Linked DNA regions of Homo sapiens: all the other regions are linked to region 1. A link is an interaction called in ENCODE POLR2A ChIA-PET data of the cell type or tissue named here. Cell type or tissue: MCF 10A. All regions are shown on one strand. Links, peaks and the distances in the headings refer to the core of each region. The heading gives the core; the rest is flanking DNA.

Region 1 (7,556 bases), core at 880-5,879:
TCGCTCCTGCCCCTACGACAAGAAAAAGTTGAACAAGTTGAAAATCAATGACTTTTTTTAGATCTATTAGAGAAGTGAGACGGTAGACAAAACATTACATTACCCTGAAGAGACAAATGAATTCAGGGAGACACAGCCAAGATCAACTTACCTGGGGCAGAAGCTACTAAAGCTATAAATGGATAGGAACAATTAAATGGGAATTTTGATGAATTTCTGGAAGCTGAGTAGCTTTTCATATTGTCATAGTTGAAACCAAAAGTACTCTGAAAAAAATTTGGGGACTTTAGTCAAGAGTAGCCCCACACTTCTGTGGATTTTTACCTTCAGGAACCCCACCAGGTTCATAAATTGAAGAACCTCTCATGGCTGTGGCAGAGGGAGGAGAAGAGTGATCATTTGAAATACACAAGCATTCTGCAACAAAGTGAGAGATAAGTTTGAAAAAGGTGAGAGAAGCAGTTGTGAAAAGCCACATGAGTGACATATTTCATTATGATGGCATGGACAAGAACAAGCCAGTGGAGATGCTTGCATGACATCAAGCACCAATGCGAAGGATGGGTGAGAGGGGAGAGGCTGGAGGTAGAGACAAAAAGCCTTTGCGGGATCTCAGACGTGCAGCGAAGAGGACTAGCGCCAGGTGGGGGAAACAGGGAAGTTAGAGAGGAGTTCATATTGGTCATGGGCACATGACATCTATTTCTACACCTCGGTTTCTCATCGTAAGAAGCCTAGTACTTGAAATTGCAATAATTTAATAAATACTTATTGAGCACATATAAAATATTAGACACTGTTTTATATGACACTAAAATGAATCAAATATCAATCTTTCCTTCTAGAACCTCAAATCTAGTTGGAAAGACAGACCCACATGAATAAATCAAATGTAAGGCAGAGCATGAAACAATTTTTATTAGTAATGGGCTCCAGATGTTCCCTTCTGAGACTTCAAGTCTTGTCTTCTTTTAGCCCATTCTAACAATGGTCATTCAAATACTAGAATAGATAAAGATAAAAAGAGGAGAAAGAAACCTCAAAGTAGTCAGAGAAAACGTCCACCTATAATTTATTTATTTTATTTATTTATTTATTTATTTATTTATTTATTTACTTTTGAGACGGAGGTTCGCTCTTGTTGCCCAGGCCGGGGTGCAATGGCGTGATCTCTGCTCACTGCAACCTCCGCCTCTTGGGTTCAAGTGATTCTCCTGTCTAAGACTCTAGAGTAGCTGGGATTACAGGCATGTGCCACCATGCCCAGCCAATTTTTGTATTTTTAGTAGAGACGGGGTTTCACCATGTTGGTCAGGTTGGTCTCAAACTCCTGACCTCAAGTGATCCACCACTTTGGCTTCCCAAACTGCTGGGTTTACAGGCATGAGCCACCACATCGGGCCTGATCATTTAAATACTGGTGGTTGAATATTAAGTTTGAATATTAGTTTTTAGCTTGAACTATTAGAAATATGGTAACAAAAATGATAGAAATGTATAGTTGCCAAGAACATTAGAAAAATTGTGAATTTCATTTGAGAGAATCTTTTACTCTGAACTTAAAAGCTTCATTGAATTTCTAAATAACTTCTTCTACCATCCAAGTCAATTCATGAAAAATTGAGACACAGACCAAAGTAGAGACTTTCCAAATTTGTGCACGTGGTATGCAAGAGCAAGATGAGGCAATGAGCTGATGACAGAGCATCTACAAAAAGATGCCTTGCAAACATTTGGAAAACTGAAACTAAAGTAGAGGCAGGGATAGACATGGATAGACATGCTCACTTCTTCAACACTGATGTAGTTAAAGTCTTGAGAATAAATTGAATTACTAAAGGGGAAATTGTTTAGAGAGAAGAAATAAGAGCCAAACACTGAGCCATGTGGTAAATAATCATGTCTTGGTGAGAGGAGAAAGAAACCTCAAAGTAGTCAGAGAAAATGTCCACCTATAAAGTAGAGTACCAGGAGATAATGTTCTCATAGAACATAAGGGATTTGAGATTTCAGAAAAAAAGCAACAGTCAGCAAATACTAATGATCTAGATAGATCAGGGAAATTGTTGACTGAGAATTAGACAAATATGCTCCCTAATACAATTTGGAAGATATGGTTTTGGAAGAAGCCAGAATTCCATGTACTTCAGTTGGGGATTGAGTCTTGCTTTTCAGATTAGGAAGTGTTATCATTTATCTCTTTGGGCAGGGTAACTAGAAAGACTGGAGTGGTGTCCTTGTCTTGCTGCCAGCAGTGATGCCTCCTCTTTGGCTCAAGGAGAGAGCTTCAGCACTGAAAGAGCTTCATGCTACTCTGAGCTCTGCCCACCAGGTTTCACAGTAGTCCTATATTACAGTATCTCTGATTATTGTCCTTAAAGTTAATGTATATTCATTTTCCCAGAAGTTCAGAGTAGGACATGGATTTTCTACCACTAACTGGCAATATTTTTTGAACCTGAGATACTTTTTAATCTGTGCTATTGTACTCAGTTAATAGCCTTATGCTGAGTTCTATGCAATGACATTGTTTGTCATTAAAGATACAGAAAAATGAGACATATTTCCTGCCTCTTGGAGAAAGATATGCAACACAGATCTGATGAGTTGTACAGAGGCATGCAAAGTATTGAAAGATCACATGAGGTGGAGCCTAACAGACTGAAAGTTTGTTGACAGAAATGTTTTCTGCCAAGAAGCTCCCAGTCCCGGGTCTCTTACTCCCTCCTCCTTCCCCTTTTCTATCCACATCATGCTTAATTAGTTTGTGGACAGCAAGTCTTGTATCTTTGCAGGCGGAAAGACGTCACTCCAGTAGTGTGCCTGGTTCTCTTGACTTGCCAGTTAATGCCCCATCTGACTCATGGTGCCACAGGTATTTATTGCTCAACAAGCCAGGTGTGATAGCTCTGGGAGAGCCAAATCCCACAGCCATAATGAAGGCTAGAATTTTCATTTAGTAAACAACTTGGTCCATATAATTTTGGCTTTGTTTCCTTACTTGATCGCGCTGTTGCCTGAAAAATACAGGTTTGTAAAACTACATATTTTACTTTGAATTTATTTCTAGAAAGTGTGTCAGTTCAATAGCAAAATTTAGAATAATTTTTTCATCTCTATTTTTTTGAATGTTTCATTCAATTTTTTTTTTTAGAATCATCCCACATCTGAATAGAAGGAAACCTTAAAAACTATCTGATCTGGGACTTCTATCTGATTCTTGAATCAGGTAATTCCTCTAGCCATGTGCACATCAGCTATTCAGTTACCCAACAGATGGTGGCATGTAACTATACTTACCATCAGTCCAAAACAATGAAACTTCTTTATGAGATGGTCTATTATTTCTTTAGGGTGTTATCTTCTCTGGCTTTCAGAACAGAGGCCTCATAACAATTCTATTATCTGCACAGTGTTGTACACTTTTCAAATTGCTTTCATTGCATTTCCTCATTTGAGTCTTACATTCCTGTGGGAAAAAAAAAGACAGAACTGCAGAGCTGGTATTGGCCCTGGACACCAGAACAGACACTCAGATGGCTGGGTTATAGTCACCAGCTCATATTATGGTGACTGTCAGAATCTTTTTCAACACGTCTACATGACTGCCTCAAAAACCTTTATTGGCACTGAACTTATGAAACTACAGATTCCTGAAGGACAAATATCCCATGTCCTAGTGTTCAAATTAAATTTCTATTCTTCAATGTAGTGGTTGTAGTTGACGGGGAAAAAAAAAAACTCATTATATCATTGTGCTTTGCCATTATTGTAAGGAAAATAATGCCATTATTATTTTTTAAATTTAGAAATAAATTTAGAGACTTCAAGATGTCAAACCGTGTAAGAGTTGCCCTAGTTTACGCTTGAAGTTATATCAAATAATATTCATCATGGATTTTGGGTTTTGTGCCTCTTATGTGGCAGTCACAGAGCTAAGCTCTCTATATACCTAGTGCCCCTTAAAACTTACACCACCACTCTGAGGTGTCACTATTCCCATTTTATAGTTGAAAAAAAATGTTGAATAAAATTTGTAGGAGGCCATTGATTTAGACTAAGTTCCTGTTCTAGGCCCAACAGATCTAACCAATATGGAGTCCTTCACGCTAGTAAAACCAATTAACTTGGGAGGATACTCGTATATGGGTAGCTGGATTCTGGTTAGTTACAGTAGCTGAGCTTTCCTCAGTTGTAGGGGGCCAGCTAATTGAAATAAACTGTAACAATTAAGTTGTCCTTTTTGCCTCACTTCTATTTTCTATCCATAAAAACTGCCTAAACACACTGTAGATCAGGAGTTCTTAGAACCTTTTGGTTCTGAGGGCTGCCTGATTTGTGAATCATTTTTGTTTGTTTGTTGAATGCTTTCCTTTTCCCCTCAAATAAACTCAGTTAAATTTAAACTTGTCTAGGTTTTTTTTTTCCTTTTAACAAAACTAAGGCTTAAGCAGGTAACAAAACTAAGGCTTAAGCAGGTAACAAAACTAAGGCTTAAGCAGGTAGAACAACTCGCCCAACGGTTAAGATCAGAAAATCCCAGGCTTTTGGATTTAAAATTTTAGATTAAATTTAGATTTTTCTGACTTGAAATCTTGAGCTCCTAGATGTCATGCTAGTATTTTTTCTCTTTTCTTTTCCTTTCTTTTTTCCTTCCTTCCTTCCTTCCTTCCTTCCTTCCTTCCTTTCTTTCTCTTTCTTTCTTTCGAGTGTTTTTCCATTTTTTTATTTCAATAGTTTTTGGAGTACAGGTAGTTTTTGGTTACACGGACAAGCTTTTTAGTGATGATTTCTGAGATTTTAGTGCACCTGTCACCTGAGCAGTGTACACTGTATCCAATATGTCATCTTTTATCCCTCACCTGCCCCCCAATCTCCCCACCTCCCAAGTCCCCAGGATCCATTATATCACTCTTATGCCTTTACGTCCTCATAGTTTAGCTCCCACTTTTAAGTGAGAACATATGGTATTTGGTTTTCTATGCCTGAGCTACTTCACTTAGAATAATGGTTTTCAGCTCCATCCAAGTGGCTGCAATGACATTATTTTGTTCCTTTTTATAACTGAGTGGTATTCCTTAAAGCATGATGTCCAGACTATCTGCATTAGATTTACCTGGGATATGTATTAATAAATCAGTTTCCTAAAACTTTCCCCAAGCTACAAAAAAAAACTTCTGGAGATAGGGTGCAGGCATCTTTATTTGGAGCAAGTTTTCATTTGGATCACTAAGGTGTGAGAACCACTACACTCTGCCACCACCCTCCCTCTCAACCAGTTTTACAAGAGCGAGGGAAGGGTGTGGAAAAGCTTTAGGCTTCATTGCCTACCAATGGTACCACCACATGAGGATGATTAAAACCAGTGTTTACTGGGGCTTATAGCCCTCACGGGGGATGCACCTGGCTATTTTGATATGCTTGGGCCATGTTTTATGCAGAATTGAAAAATGGAGAGTTTTTACTATCTTCCACTTTTTTGTTTAGAGATAGTGATGATAAGTGAAGAAAAAATCTCAGAACTTTGTGTAGAAATGCTGTATATATTTCTAAATAGCACCTCTTCTCCCTGTTTCAAGGTCTCTGCAGGTAAGCTATTACCATTCTTTTGGGGTATTCTTGCCATAATACTTTCTTCAAAAGTGGGATGGGGAAAATAATAAATCTCATGAGCCATTGAGGACTGTTTATTGGAGAGAGACATGCCAGGATGAAACTTGCCACTTTGATCTGTGTGGAAGAGTGTGCAACATAGGAACCATGAATGCTCAAAAACTCCTCTGAAATATGTAAAAGGAGGTGTTTATGGGGAGAATCATGGAAGGACATATTGTCTTCAGGGTTTCAAAATGAGCCCAATATCAGACATGAGGAATCTTCACACTTAAATATCAATATGAGTTTGTACATAAATATTGCTCCATCCTGCCTGATTCTTGTGTGGATGTCCTGCCTCTCCAGCTAGTCTGCCATACTTCTTTGCAACTACTCCAAGCTCTAGTGTAGTGAAAAATACTTATTTGGTTGCTTTGTTGATGTTGAGTGTGAAAATCCAATTGCAATTTGGGTAAGGTGTTCTGTAGAGAGTCCTGGTTTTCTAAAGTAGAAGAAAAATAAGTTATTACTCTTCTGTTTCTGTGAGATTCTTCATGACTTTTGTAAAATAAACATGATAGGACAATTTAGTTTTTCCCATTTTTCAGTTTATCAAAGTGTGATATAAATATATGATTAATCAATCATGAGGGCTGCCCTGTGCAGACACTATTCACCCCACCCTCATTTTTACTGATGAGAAAATATGACTCCAGAAGTAAAGGTAATTGTACAAAATGATAGAGCTTATGCCAGAGTCAAAACAGTAATTTAAGTCACTCCAAACCAAGGGCATTTTCCTCTTCAAGAAACCTCTGTGGGAAAAACTTCTTCAAAGAGTGATAAAAAGTATAAATTACTATTGTTATTACCATACACTATTGATATTATTATGCCTCATGTAGGTTTAGCTTTACTTCTTTCAGAATGCTGATGCCTGTTCCAAGGGCTTTCATGACAATAAACTAAAATATTTCCTGCTTTTGAACATTTTGAGATTATAAGTGCAAAACCTGCTTGAAGGGCTAGATGTTGTTTTCATTTATTTTCTTTGTGGGTGGTCTGCTGTGATTCCCAAGACCACCACCATTGTAGATCTGGAACACTGGCTGATGATACCCTGGGGAATTTAGAGCTGTGGTTTTGCCTTCCAAAACAACAGCTGAGCTAGCCAAGCCCAGGTCAGCACACTCATGCACACATACACACTCACACACCTGCATAAAGAGATTAGCCTCCAGCCTCAACTCCACCCACTCAATCCCTTCATCTAAGTGTTCCTCTTGCCTTTCCAAAGCATCCACTCCCACCCACAGACATCCAGAGATCTAGGCATGCAGATCTCAAGATCCTAGGGAAACCCTTCCCAATCCAGTGATTCAGCTTTCTCAAACAGCAACCTGAGCATTCAGTCAGGAAATTCTTATCTCAGTGTGTGTCTCATCTTGAAAATGCATCTACCTCAGCATCAATTTCTTTCTCTCTGTCCTGAGGCTCCCTGCATGCATTAAAAGAAGAAAGCAATTCCACCACTGGTAATGTTATGCTTCTTTCTGGCCATTTGACATGTGTCAGGTGTATTCCGTAAATCAGATGCAGGCCTGGGATCTGCCCAGTCTTTGCCCTCTAACTTTTGTATTTAAGCCGATAGTCTGTGCTGCTCTTTAGAAAACAGTGATACCTGTAACTACCTATAGAAGTTTTGAAGTTTGCCACTTTAAGGCAATTCTCTTGGTAAATAATACGCCAGATTGATTGCGGGAGTTAGCCACATTTCAAGTGAGGAACGAATAACCAAAGACTGGTTGGAGGTACTTCTGACATGTTGGTTTTATACAACATTGAATGGAAAAGAAATGCAGTTGTATTTCCTTTATTTGCCCCAGTGAACTTTTGTTCCACCAGAACTGTTCTTTCTTTGGAATCTGGCATCTGCTGCTCAAACCACCCCCTCACGCTCA
Region 2 (7,556 bases), core at 1,691-6,690, 74 kb before region 1:
CCAGCTATCCTAACAGGCGTGAGGTGGTATCTTATAGTTGCTTATGATCTATTTTCCTGATTATTAGTAATGTTGAGCTCTTTTTCATACACTTGTTGGCAACTTTTATGTCATCTTTGGAGAAATACGTATTTCAGTCCTTACCCAGTTATAAGTGGGTTATAAGTTTTCTCACTATTGAGTTGGATGAGATCTTTATAAATCTTTTATATTAACCCTTTCTCTGATACATGATTTGCAAATATTTTTTCCAATCCGTAGGTTGTCTTTTCATTTTGTTGATTGTTTTCTTTGCTATGCAAAAGCTTTTTGATTTGATATAGTCATACTTATTTACTTTTGCTTTTGTAGCTTAAACTTCTGGTGTGATATTCAAGAAATCATTGCCAAGGCCAATGTCAAGGAGTTTTTCCCCTATGTTTTTTTCCAGGAGTTTTATGGCTTCATTTCTTATGTTTAAGTCTTTAATCCATTCTAAATTAATTTTTGTGTGTGCTGGAAGGGTCCAATGTATTTCTTTTGCATGTGAAAATCCAGTTTTCTGAGCACCATTTATTGAAAACACTATCTTTTTCCCATTGCATCATGTTGGTATCTATGGTGAAAATTAGTTAACTGTAAATGTTTGGATTTATTTTGGGACTCTCCCTTCTGTTCCACTGGCTGACATGCCTCTTTTATGCCAGTACCATGCTGTTTTGTTTACTATAGCTTTGTATCCTTTTCAATTTCTTTCATTAATGTCTTATAGTTTTCAGGGGACAGGTCTTTCACCTCTTTGGTTAAATTTATTCCTAAGAATTTCAATTTTTATGCTATTGTAAATCAGATTGTCTTTTTGCTTTCTGTTTCACCTAGGTCATTATTTGCATATATAAATCCCACAGATTTTTGTATGTTGATTTTATATCTTGCAACTTTACCAAATTCTACCACCATGTGAGATGTGCCTTTCACCTTCTGCCATAATTGTGATGCATCCCCAGCCATGTGGAACTGTAAGTCCAATAAACCTCTTTCTTTTGTAAATTGCCCAGTCTCAGGTATGTCCTTATCAGCAGCATGAAAATGAACTAATACAGTAAATTGGTACCAGCAGAGTGGGGTGCTCCTGAAAAGATACCTGAAAATGTGGAAGCGACTTTGGAACTGTGTAACAGGCAGAGTTTGGAACAGTTTGGAGGGCTCAGAAGAAGACAGGAAGATGTGAGAAAGTTTGGAACTTCCTGGAGATTTCTTGAATGGCTTTGCCAAAAATGCTGATAGTGATATGGAAAATAAAGTCCAGGCTCAGGTGGTTTCAGATGGAAATAAGGACCTTTTGGGGAACTGGAGCAAAGGTGACTCTTGTTATGTTTTAGCAAAGAGACTGGCAGCATTTTGTCCCTGCCCTAGAGATTTGTGGATCTTTGAACTTGAGAGAGATGATTTGGGGTATCCGGTGAAAGAAATTTTTAAGCAGCAAAGCATTCAAGAGGTGACTTGAGTGCTGTTAAATGCATTCAGTTTTAAAAGGGAAACAGAGCATCAAAGTTCAGAAAATCTGCAGCCTGACAATGCAATAGAAAAGAAAATCTCATTCTGCGGGGAGAAATCCAAGCCGGCTATAGAAATTTGCATAACTAATGAGAAGCCGAATATTAATCACCAAGTCAATGGAAAAAAATATCTCCAGGGCATGTGAGAGACCTTTGTGGCAGCCCCTCCCATCACAGACCTGGAGGCCTAGGAGGAAAAAAATTGTTTAGTGGGCCAGGCCCAGGGTTCCTCTGCTGTGTGCAGCCTAGGGACTTGGTACCCTGCATCCCAGCTGCTCCAGCCATGGCTGAAAGGGGCCAACATAGAGCTCAGGCCATGACTTCAGAGGGTGCAATTCCCAAACCTTGGCAGCTTCCACCTGGTGTTGAGCCTGCAAGTGCACAGAAGTCAAGACTTGGGATTTGGGAGCCTCTGCCTAGATTTCAGAGGATGTATGGAAACACCTTGATATCCAGGCAGAAGTTTGCTACAGGGGTGGGGTCCTTATAGAGAACCTCTGCTAGGGCAGTGTGGAAGAGAAATGTGGGGTTGGAGCCCCCACATAGAGTCCCTACTGGGGCACCACCTAGTCGAACTGTGAAAAGAGGGCCATCATCCTCTAGACCCCATAATGGTAGATCCACTGACGGCTTGCACTGTGTACCTGGAAAAGCTGCAGACACTCAATGTCATGCCAGCCCATGAAAGCAGCTGGAGGAAAAGCTCTACCCTGCAAAGCCACAAGGGCAGAGCTGCCCAAGACCATGGGAACCCACCTCTTGCATCAGCATGACCTGGTCGTGAGACCTGGAGTCAAAGGAAATCATTTTGGAGCTTTAAGATTTGACTGCCCTGCTGGATTTCCGACTTGCATGGGGCCTGTAACCCCTTTGTTTTGGCCAATTTCTCCCATTTGGAATGGCTATATTTACCCAATTCCTGTACCCCCATTGTATCTAGGAAGTAACTAACTTGATTTTGATTTTACACAGGCTCATAGACAGAAGGGGCTTGCCTTGTCTCAGATGAGATTTTGGACTTTTGAGTTAATGCTGAAATGAGTTAAGATGTTGGGGGACTGTTGGGAAGGCATGATTGGTTTTGAAATGTTAGAACAAGATTAGGAGTCGCTAGGGGCAGAATGATATGGTTTGGTTGTGTCCCCACCCAAATCTCATCTTGATTTGTAACTCCCACGATTCCCACGTGTTGTGGGATGGACCTGGTAGCAGGTAATTGAATCATGGGTGGGAGGTCTTTCCTGTGCTACCCTCTCATGTTAGTGAGTAAGACTCATGAGATTTGATGGTTTTAAAAATGGGAGTTCCCCTGCACAAGCTCTTGTCTGCCACCACGTGAGACATTCCTTTCATCTCTGCCATGACTGTGATTGTGAGGCCTCCCCGCTGCATGGAACTGTAAGTCTAATAAACCTCTTTCTTTTGTAAATTGCCCAGTCTCAGGTATGTTTTCATCAGCAGGATGAAAATGGACTAATACAGTAGGCATCCTTGTCTTATACCAGATCTCAGAGGAAATGCTGTCAGTTTCTTCCCATTGTTTATGTTAGCTGTGGGTTTTCCATAAATAGCCCTTATTACATTGAGGAACTTTCCTTCTATACCTAAAGTGTTAGAAGTTTTTATCAAGAAAGGATGTTAAACTTTGTCAAATACTTTTTCTTTGTCAATAGATATGATCATGTGGCTTTTTGACTTTATGTCTGTTAATATGATATATCACCAACTGATTTGTTTATATTAAACCAACCTTTTATTCCAGGGATAAATCTCACTTGATTATGATGTATAATCTTTCTGATATGCTGTTGAATTTGATTTGCTAATATTTAACTGCTGACTTTTGTGTCAGTGTTCATTGGAAATATTGTCCTATAGTTTTTCTTGATTTCACACCCTTTTGCTTATAATTCTAGTATAATATTTATTTTTTGACTTTTATAACAACTACCAAGATAGTCATTATTCACTATTAAGACTACAAGCTCCGCAGGAGTAGTAGTAATTTTTTTTACATATGTGGTAAAACAATAATTGTTTAATGAGTTTTTAAGGCAGTATATGTGGTTTCAATTCTTGCAGGAGGTTAGGACATATTAATCCTTAAATCAATTTTACTGCTGACCTATCTTACAAGTTTACCTAATGTATGCTATTTCCAATGATCATTAAACTTCTAGCCCTTTTCAATTATTTTCTAGACTATTACCATAATCTATGAAATTATATTTTTGCAACTAGACTTGCCTCTCATACATTGTCTCCTCAACACTGCTGCCAGATTGAGCTTTCTAAATGTGAATCTAATCACATCACTCCCTGCTTGCTTCTGCTTCATTAGTCAGGATTGTGACAGGAAACCAATGTCACACACAAATGAAGAATAATGTATACACAGGAAATGACCACTAGGTGAGACTGTGGTTCTCCATAGAGAAACCCAGCCATTGCCACATGTAATTGAGTTAGGCCCAGAAGCCTAGAAGCAGAGTATTAGACAGAGAGTCTTGTGCAGGTGATTTCTAGAAGGAATACACTTAGAAGTCTTTAAGGAAGCAAGAAGAGCAGGAAAAGATGAAGGATGGGTAGAGTTAGGCAATAATATGATTTCAGAAGTTTAGTCTCAATCTAATCCCCTAGTTAGCTCTCTAGAACATAGATTATAATCAGATAATTTTCTTGGCCAGAGAAAAGAGAGCTGCACTGTCTTATCCCTGCACTTGTCAGTCTTTGGAGAGAGAACAGTGTAACTTCTCAGGCATTTCTGGGTGAGGTAGCTTCAATCAGCTGAGGACAACCCTACAGTGAAATGTGCTAACTTGAGCAGTTATCAGCCAAGACCTGCAGGGGTATGAGTGTACCAGCCCAGTCAAGGAGATCTGGAGAAGTGCCAAGAGCCACTTCCAAGTCTGCCACTCACACTTCTCAAATCCATTCACTTCTCACAATAAGTTCTTCCTATCTGGTCTTAGCTTCTTCAGAATTTGAGTTGGTCTCAATTTCTAGGAAAACTTGTAAGAGGAGCATTTGTAGGATGAATTACAGCCTTCTTTGCTGCAATTGATCTCAAGGCTGTCAATAATACACATTATCCCTGTCAGCTACAATTATAGATTCCTTTTACACTCAGCTAGGACTTCAGTTCATCTAGGTGGCTTGTCTGGTGGGATGTCTCAGACACTCATCCCTGAGAGCCTTGATTCCCTAGTTACCACGCACTTGCCAGGCAATAATTGCTGTACTTGTCAATTTATAATTAAACTTGGGCATGAGGGTACCAAGAGATAACCTGCAGTTCACGTAGGTATGAAAAGTATTTCTCCATGCCCCTATTAAGTAACAGCAGCCCTTTTCCTTAGGTAATCAGGCTAAAATACGCCACTACACATTCAAATATCCTAGTGTACACAATCTTGGCAGTATAATAATTCCTTTTCTTGCTTGTTGGTCCACTTGAAGAACTAGAAGTGATCATGTATCAGCTGTATCTTTAAGTTCTATGAGACTCTTGTGTCCCTGAGTGAAAGCATATCTTCTCTGGGACCTCTGGATCCACAGGCTCTAAAATTGAGTAGACAGGCAATACAACATCTCCTAGTCAATTCTTGGAGTGGCGGTGAAGTAGGGCTACTATTTCCTCCGTCTTTTGGTTACTGAACTCATGTACTCTACCTACTGGGCACCCTGGCACCATGTAATGGCTGTTGGTTTAGGATGAATGTACATCTTTCTGAAGTATAGTGTCTCCATCTACAGGCATCATCTTCAAGATGGTACTACAGCTATACATTAAAAGGGGCTTTCCTATGCTCTATAGGGTCAGCTGCCACTAATTGATTCAATGTATCATAGGATCAGGGGATATCTTTGCCATGTTCCCACTACCAGGCTTCCTTTGCCATAAAGGGGTTCTCTTGATCTGAAGTGATATTGTATGAGATGCTATCCAATATCTCTCTCTGTGAGCCTTTCTGTATAATGCTGACAGAAATACTACTGGTAGAAAAGGCAAACACATCCTAGGAATGTGTGTCACTACTACTCAGGATTAATTGTTGCTTTTGTCAGGATGAGAGCAGTCCAGTTTTATCAGCTTGCCACCAAAATGTCTGGCTGGTTTTGTCAAAGAATATTATCATATAAGGAGCTCAGCACAGAAATGTGTTGGTTGATAGGTTGGATATGGCATCGGGTATATGAGCTTTGGTGAGAGGAGAACGCATTCTTATCGTCCACATATTGTCTCCATCTATGCTGCCATGACTACTACATTCGTGAGACCTTTCAGCTAGCTAAGTTTCTTCTTATCTATTGGGCCATTCTCCACACTTGGTTGCTTTGTGTCTCTAACTTGATGAGGGTTAACACGTAATGGTGAGTTCTTCTTAGTTTCTGCCCATTTCCATATGTTCATCCACATGCTTCTTTCTTGGATCTTCTTGTCACTAATATGAAAACATTGCTTTGTTCAGGCCAAGCTATCCACCAATGACCATGTGTATAGCGTTCTTTTAAGCCATTTGTCACTCAACAAAATTGGATTACAAGTAACACTAACCCAAATCCTGCCTCCTGTTTGTATTTTCCCATGAATACTGTCTTCCAGGACTTACCAAGTGGGGCTATATTACAACAGCAGTCCATTGTCCACACCAACATACTGAGATGAACAATCCATGGACCAAGCCTGTGTTGTTTTCTTCCTCTATTAGCTGCTCATAAGGATTCTCCCATGAGGTTACAAGTGTGAGCTGATTGAGTGGTGTCAGGTGAGACTGTGCTGGTGACAAAGAAGTCTGGAATATTTGTTCATCCAGCTTACATATGCCCTTTGGATATTTTAAGGGTGATCCATTCTGTAACACTTCTATTTTATAAATAATTGCTGTTGGGGCTGCTGTAGTTTATTACTTGGACTGCCAGCGTCCAGTTCTTGGCGAACAGCTTTTGTCTCATGTCTTGATGCAACTGCATTTTAAATCACATGCTCTGCTGCAGATGGCATGGCCTTGCTCCACAATCTCAGCAGCCTGTTATGAAACCCTTCTGTTGGGGCTTGTCAGAGACTCCACACAAAACCTTTATCTCCTAGAGATAACTTTTATGCAACTATAGGATCTGTTGGGCCACATAAGCCATGTGGTAGGACAGCTTGTGCTATATGGCCTGAACATGCCCTTTCTTGCTCAGGGCCTCACTGAAAACGGGGAACTTTCCACAGCACTTGCTAAATCATTCATTGTAGTATTCCCAAGTGTTGTATGTGCTGTGTTTTACTTCTTTTTTAATGGTAGTATACAAAAGATGCCATAACTTTGCCCTTTACCTTGGAAGGGATGTTCGAGTATGCACCAGACCACTGGATCCCTAAAAGCATCGTATATGTGGCAAGCCACTGAATCTGCATGGCTTAACTCCCACTCTCTGAAGCACATCTGCCTTATTATGGCATCCAGAGTCTTACCTAGGCATGAATTTAGGCTTTTCTGAAGTTTTGCTCTTGTCACAACTAAGGCCTATGGTTCACCGGCTCAACATGCTCCCAAGCTGCAAGTGAGAAAAGTCTCTTTAAAGACTTCCAGAAATAACCTCTGACTTTTGCACTTAGTTTTAAATTAATGATTAGTCATTTTTTTTTCTCCTGAGTAACCAAAAGGCACACAACAACTAACACCAAATTCCACGTTCCATAATCTTATTATTTCCCCTACTTCTCTCAAATGCCAAAGACACTGTAAAAGCTACGGCATCTCCAACACTTTAGCAATTGTACTGTTAGAACATTCAAGAAACTATAAATACTCTACTTACCACTAGGTTTGGGGTCATCCTTACTACCAAGCTGGGGTCTGATTCAACTCCAGAATTAAATCTTTAGAGTCTGCTTTATGGGACAATTTCTAGCAATAACTGTCATTTATATTGAGCTCCCTAGAAGCTGTGTTCTCTAGAATCAGTGTCTGAGACAGATAATTTTATGCAAGTCATTTATTCAGGGCATGCCCTTAGGATAAACCT
Region 3 (7,556 bases), core at 1,691-6,690, 110 kb before region 1:
TGTAATAGTGTAGTTTATTTTGGAATACATTTTACATTCAAGAGGCTAATCATTTTAATAGAAAAATGGACTGGAATTATAGAAACTTGGTTTCAGTCCAAGGTACACTTCAGAATTTTTTAGCTTATATTGTATTGAAATGAAGGAGGTGAAACTTTGACAATTGTTCAGTTGATCTGACCATTATAGAAAGCCAATCTATGTAACTGAGGCTCAACAACAACAAATCAAGTACGTTTCTTTGCTTACGCCTCAAATTTTCAAAGGTCTATAGCCCAGTTTTTGAAGAATTAATGGAAATAACTATCATTATTCCTCATTTTAATCATATTCAATTGGAGTATATAAACATTTGTATTTATTTTTATTTTGTACTACAAGACATAATTAGAAAGGCATCATATCACCATTTTATAGATGACGAAAATGAGGACTATATATTAAGTGACTTATTCAACCTGACACAGCTAGAAAGTGGCAGAATTGGAGTTTGGATCCAAGACAAGCAAAGTAGAACACAGGCAAACGTCCAGTGGAAATTACAAAAGCCAATGTAGATGAGTCAGGGAGATGGAAGTCCTCCCAAGGAGAGTGAGGCCTACTCAAAACTGGCACTTATTCAGGAACAAGTTTCCATTTCACCTGTTACTTGTCCAAACCCTTACTCATCAAGATCCGACAGCAGGACTCATACGTAAGAACTCATCTACCATTGAATAGGATGGAATCAGGGCCTGGCACCCATGATATTTGGACTGCCATCCTGGTTTCATGAAAGCTCTCTGCTGAAACGATGAAGCAAGTCACTTCATTCCCTTGAATTTATCAGTGAAGTAGTTTCAATCATGAGTGATCATGAGTGATCAGCCCTCAGGGAAGCATCACTCATGAAAGGTAGAAGGTTCTATTGTACTGTATATCCTGTTCTCTACATGTGTGAAAACCTTGTGAGTTTTACCCTCCTTTAGAAAGAACTTCTCTCATTTTTGTCTCTTATCTCTCGTCTGCTGATTCTACCTACTGAGACCCTCCTTCATCTTCAAGGATCTTCTCAATTGCTGTCTTCTTGTAAGTGCATTGTGAGCCCTCATTCATACGTGACCTTTTCTTTGAATTATTATTAGCTCTTTGCTTGTTGTAATAATAATTATATAAGAGGTAGTCACTATTATAAGCATGTGTTTAATGGACAAGGAAACAGATGATTGGGGTGGTAACTTATCCCAGTTTTTCCAGTAAGTAAATAATGGAGCCAGGATTTAAACCCAGGTTTGACTGACTCCAGAGAACATGGTCCTAAATAACACTATGCAATATAGACTTCTACTTTGTTATCCCCATATCTTTCTCTGCTAGATTTCTGGAAACTCCTAGTTAAAACTAGAAAGGAGTTTGGAGATACTCTTGTTCAGGAATTCCTTTTACAGATGAATAAATAAGGTTGCAGGCAAGTATTTTCCCAGGATGACAGCTGTTAACGAGAAACCTAAGACTCAAACCTTCTTTACACTTTTAGCTCTACCTGTAAGATTCATAAGGGCAGAGAGGGTGCCCGCTCACCCTCTTATCACTCGCAGAATTTACACACACATCTTGCTCTTAGCAAGGGCTTAAAGAACTATATTTCACTGGAATTTTTTGGCAACCAAAGATCACTAATCAGAAAACAGAGATTTTAGAGCTTTTCATAGTGATTAATAACATACATTGAATACAAACCAGTAACTGTTACTTATTTTCACATCTAAGGAGACTTTAAACAGAGAATCTCAAAATACAGAGTTGTTTTGCTTTGTTTTGTTTTGTTTTACCAGGGACAAAGCTCAACTAAACTTATTTGCAGAGATGAAACTAACGGAGACCCAAATGGAACCCAAGAGTACAAACTCTTATGATAGAAGGATGATGACCATGTGACCTCCATTTTTAGTAAAATGTTTCAACCCAAGAACTTAAACAGAAGTGAAAAAAAAAGTTATTTGGATATCAAATGCATTAGCAGCAGCATTTGCTTGGTGCTTCCTTTACCACATTCCTATCTTTTTAAAGATTCTCATCAATAGCAGAAAAAACTGCAAAGTATGCAGCACAATATGCAGATCTTTCCCAAGCTGGTTCTTCTTTTCCTCTCTAGATTCACTTCTTATGCATCCCTAATATGTACCCTGTTTTCTTGCGGTTCTGAAATGCATACAGTTCCTTTGAACCCAGTAACATTTTCTCTGGCATCCAAAAAAGGCTCTTCCCGTTGCCTGGAAGATTTCTGTCCTTCTCCTTTCCTCACTCCTTCAGCACTTAACTAGCTTCTCTGCCTCTGTCTAGACTCAGGTTTCATCATCCGATAGTTAGTTGATTCTAAAGCCTGTTTGATCACCAGAGTCACCTGGGAATTGCTATTAAACATCAGATGCCCAGATAAATAGTGATTTACAGGCATTGCCATTTCTTAAAATTGAATTACCAGGAGATTCTGAGAAAGAACTGCCTGAGATAGCTTCTCTGAGTCTACCTCTTCCTGTTACATCACTTATCAAACTGTAATTCTCTGTGTCTCTTCTCCTTACCAGGATGGGAATTCTTTATGGGCAGAGAAATGCCTTACATTTCTCTCATGGCAGCATTAGATCAGTGATTAAGTTTGGATACCTAAACGAATACATTCGGTTTGCAAATCATTAGCTTATTTACTCAAATTGTTTCCTCTGCCTACAACATGACCATGTACACCCCTTTATATTCCCGTAACTTTTTCAGACTCTTTTGGTTAAAATTACTCTCTCCTTGCTGTATATTCCTATGGAAGATGCTTTTGTTGATTTTTCTCTCATAACACTTTATAGTTTTACTTATATTTATGTGTTTGTGCATCTCTCCCACCAAGTTCTCAGCTCCTGAAGGTCGGAGACTAAGATTTTTTTTTCAATTTTGTGACTTCTTCAGTAATCATCAACATACCTTTCATTTCTGTTGTTGAATTATCAAAATTTTATATTTCTTTAATTTTCTAATCTTTCATATCATTAATATTCTCAGAATACAATCCTTATGACCATTTAATACTCCTCAGAAATGCGGTTCTCCTGCACAAATGCTAGGGAAAGTCTTATGTGCTCAAATTGGTACAGGATTCTTAATAATAAATCTGTAATTGATAGTTTCAGCACAACATATTCTGAAGTCAATGATGTGGATTCCTTTGAGAATTGTGCCTCAAACATCCAACCCTATTGTTCTTTCAGTTCCAAGCTATACCTAGTAGTACCTGCCACTAAAACAAACAAAAAGTACAAGAGAATAATTGTGCTGCTTGGCAAAAATGGAGGGGGTTACTGGAATTATTCTGCCAGAAGTGATCTGAGATCAAGATACTGGCACAGCAGAGACATACGTTTGAAGCCAGGTGACAACTCAGGGTGTTTTTTTGTGGGGGGAGGGGTGTGAATGTTTAACTGAGAGGCAAGGGTGAAGAGATGAACAAGAATCAGTGAAAGAAGATGACCAGAGGAAAGTAACAATTTAGTTGCAGAAGCCGAATCTTCTAAAAATGGAAAACCTGTGAGGCACTCATTTTGCATTAACCCACAAAAACCTCGCTGGATAGAGGGGAGACTCAAAGGAAACAAACTGGGATCAACAGTAAATGTTTAATAAAGAGATAAGTGAAGAACAAGCAAATGCATTAATGAATATCTGGTTTTACTTACATCTAAAATTTCAAGTAGTACCATAACAACCTGTTTTTTAACCCCCTGCTATCTGCTTTGTGTAGCAATGTCTAAATCTCTCAACTGGAACTAGGATCAACCATAAAACAAATTGGTTTCTTCCTGCATGACCCATAGTCATGTATGAGGTACTTCCTCTTAATTCCAGCATGTGATCTTTTTTCATCTGAGTTCCTGCAATGGCCAATAGCTTTCTCTAGATCTGTAGCCATTCTACACTTGCAGCCTTGGCATTCCAAAGAGCCTAGAGGCTGAAGCAAAATTAAATACCAAGTTGGAAAACAAAATGAAACAGCCTAAATCCCCTTGGTCAGTTAACATTTGCAAAAATGCTGTCAGTAAGTTATTAAACAAAGATTATTTCTTTGACCTTAAGGAATTATATATGAAAGAAAAAAGTAGGGTTATCTTATCACTTCTCCTAAAGTGCATCTCACCAACAGGAGTTTAAACATCCCTTCTGAATAAATAAAAATGAGGGATGAAGTGCAGGAGATAGACAAATAAAAAGATAATTCCTTGCAATAACACACAAGGTACCTTTAAAAGTTTTATAAGTATATGCCTCTTTTTATAAGGAAATATAGTATAGATATAAATCCAAGATACTTGTAAATCTAATGCCATGTAAACTTATTTAACTGTTCCCTATTCTCTACCTTTATTTTTAAGATATCAAGTCCTATTTACTCTCTGCTTATATTCTCATTAGTAATACTTAAAACTAGACCAAAAATAGTAATAAAAATCGGCACACAATACATGTAGAATTTTTGAAATATTGTTTTAGGTTTAGTAGCCTTGGTCTTTTTAAAAACAAACTTTCTTTTTTGTTTATTTTAACTAACAAGTGTTGTTGTTCTTTTTGAAAATAAATGATGGAAAACTGAAGAAGTAAGATTGATAAATGATATGCCTGGATCTATCTAGAAAGCTAATGTCTAGATGTGGGAAAAAACTGAAAACTTAACATGCTGACCTTCACATGCTGTATGTGTTAGATCCAACCACAAGAGAATGGTTTTCCAAACAGGTGGCCAACAACGAGTTCAGTCCTGCAGAGTGATAAAGAATGGATTGTTATAAGGGTGTTAGGGCAGGAAAGGGAAGCAAACACTTAGCTTGCCACTCCCTTAAATGGCATCTTTTATGAACTTTGGCATCCTTTGTAAACTTTTTCTGGTCAAAAGCAATTCATGGAACTTGTTGATAACTTACACATTTGGCCCTGTGCAAATTAAGGGTCTCTGACTCTGCTTCAGGGAAAACCACACACACACACACACACACACACACACACACACACACACACAATGTTTTTCAGGGCTGGAAGGAAAATAGAGAAAACCAATGACTCCACAGATTGATGATTCCATTACTCATATGGTAGACTATTCTGGATTCTTGGAATCTGGAGATTTTTACTTGCATTTTGATCTCTCCAAAACCTTTCTATGACTGAGTTCTATGTTTATATGACATAAAACCCAACGAGCTAAAATTTTGCTGCTTAAAATTCCTCCTCATTTTTTTTTATCATTCAGAAGAAAATATAAGCATTTGGGGCTAAACTTCAGCCACTGAGAAGTTTCTTCCATCCAAATGGAGAAAAAGGGGAATTCAGAAGTTTCCTAACAAGTAAGATGAGTCTTTTACTTGCAAGGGAAATGTATAAGGATCTCTCAGGTCTCTTGCCAGACCACCAAAACAATACTGATCTGTTTTCTTTTTTTTTTTTTAATATGGGCACATTATAGGCAATTTAAAATATATACCACTATCATCTATATTTCCTACATCATTGACTAGCTCTGAAGAATTTCTTCATGCAATAAAAATGCGTCCTGAGCGCTGGACTAGCTATTGGATAATCAGTGATGACTGACACCTGTTCTCTAAGAGCTCACAACCTGTCTTGATAGATTAAATAATCTTATCTTAAATAATGCACAACAGCATTATTTAAGGCAATATAAATTAGTTAAATGCAATGCATTATAACTATATTTGAGGCCTAACCACTCAAACTATACTTAACAAGTTTAGTAAAGAATAGTCTTTCTTACAGCCTTTATGTTAAAAAAGCATTAAGTCAAAATTTCTTTGCAGCTTTTCAAGAAGATTGAGAATCAGAGAACAAATGTATTTGTTCTAAATGAGTTACTCATAAAATTATATGTTCTTAGCTTGTATGATTAATGAAACTGTTCATAAAATGCTGCTGTGGTCGTAGGTGTAAAGTAAGAATTTGCTGGCTAATAGGCCCAGTGACTCCCTGAGGATGAATGAGGGACAAGGAGCAGATTGGGTGAGTCAATGGACTAAGGCTCTAGAAACCCTGCAACCCCTGCTGAAACAGATATTTATTATGTTAGAAAAATCATATCACTGCCTTGAGCCTCATTTTCAAAGTATAAGGAGAAAGGGAAGGGACTTCTCAGCTGTTAAAATTCTTATACTAAATTGGATTTCCTAAATGCTACAAATGTCAGATAAAGAACACCTGAGAGACAGAGCAGGTAGGCTATGTCAGGGACTGGAAGGCAGAACAAACAAAGGGGCTGCCCTTTGAAGAGTCAGGCAGATTATCAGCATGTACAGTAAGGATTCCGACACAGGCAGAAATGCTAGAAGGAAGAAAAAGATGAGGGGTTAAATGGCTGGGGTCAATAGTCAGGAAACAGGAACTGGGCTCCATGGAGCTAAAGATTCAGGCTCACAAAAGCAGATCAGATACAGGTACAAGCCCCTCGTATTGGGAAGACCTTGATACTTAAAGAAGGCCTTTGACAAATGACTGCTTTTATGTTTTCCTTTAAGGAGAGGATTGAAGGAAAGCTAATTTGAATGAAATTGCTAGGGACAAAGGGCCACATTACACAGGTTCACAAATACTAGCTCATTTTTGTTTAACTCATTTATGTATTTATTTTTAGTTAGAGGCCTAGTCTTGCTCTTTCACCAAGGCTGGAGGGTAGTAGGACATTCACAGCTCACTGCAGCCTCAAACTCTTAGGCTCAATTGATCCTCCCACCTCAGCCTCCAAAGTAGCTGGAACTACAGGTGTGTGCGACAAGCCCAACTAAATTATTTTTATTTTGGGGGGGAAGGGGGTCTCAACATGTTTCCCAGCCTTGTCTCAAACTCCTGGCCTCAAGTGATACTACAGCATCAGCCTCTTGAGTATCTGGGTAAACAGGTAGGCTCCACTGTGCCAGGCTCAATACTAGCTCTAATTTTGGTTTGTTTGTGAGGAAACTGGAGTTCAGAGAACATCAGTAAATTTCCCCACTCTCAGGGATGTGAAGGAGCTGGGTGTCTATCCTGAAAGTGTTGGTAATGAGGCTGACAGTGGTGTCTCCCTCTGTTTGCAAAGCTTTCCAAGTCTTGGGTTGAAAAAAATAATTTCCAAATGCTGTCCAAATACAAGACTCATCCTTAGCCGGCCTCAAGTATAGCTAATCCTGCTGGGATGTGACCTAAGTGGGGAGTGAGAAAGACTGTGAGACAGGGCATGGGACCTGAGATAAAACACATCTTACACTGGAGCAGGTGCTCAGAGCCAGACTAAGACACCCTTATATGTGAGGGCAAACAGCTCAAGAAAGAGAGCACAGACGCAAAAACTTATGGTGGCCAAGGGCAGTCAACAGCCCAGCCAGGTAGATGTTCGGTGACCTGGGACAGCAGATATGTGGGCTTCAGTGTCAGGGAATCTGGTGTCTCTCAATTTACATAACCAAGGAAAATGGCAGAAATTTTGGCAGACTGAGCATCTGACTTGGAACTAGGGTTCAGGAATGAGCAAATTACCAGCTGCCAGTTGAATT

Evidence for each region. ChIA-PET counts read pairs that join two places held together with the same protein. Peaks named below come from ENCODE experiments on the same cell type or tissue, not always from the same donor. Only the 100,000 strongest peaks of a DNase experiment are listed, where the experiment ranks them.
Region 2: POLR2A ChIA-PET joins it to region 1 with 12 read pairs; 4 of 35 experiments call an interaction of 5 or more read pairs at or near these places.
Region 3: POLR2A ChIA-PET joins it to region 1 with 13 read pairs; 2 of 35 experiments call an interaction of 5 or more read pairs at or near these places.

The regions. Positions count from the first base shown.
Region 1 is chr3:190,261,205-190,268,760 of GRCh38, reverse strand. No RefSeq gene overlaps it. Among named protein-coding and RNA genes, the nearest start is that of CLDN1, 57 kb to the left of the region's middle. In MCF 10A, for the core only: no CTCF peak of the experiment used is centred there; a DNase peak (open chromatin) is centred at 2,810.
Region 2 is chr3:190,335,731-190,343,286 of GRCh38, reverse strand. It overlaps a transcript of CLDN16 not described here. Among named protein-coding and RNA genes, the nearest start is that of CLDN1, 17 kb to the right of the region's middle. In MCF 10A, for the core only: a CTCF peak has its summit at 3,914; a DNase peak (open chromatin) is centred at 4,406.
Region 3 is chr3:190,371,752-190,379,307 of GRCh38, reverse strand. It overlaps a transcript of CLDN16 not described here. Among named protein-coding and RNA genes, the nearest start is that of CLDN16, 13 kb to the left of the region's middle. In MCF 10A, for the core only: no CTCF peak of the experiment used is centred there; a DNase peak (open chromatin) is centred at 4,787.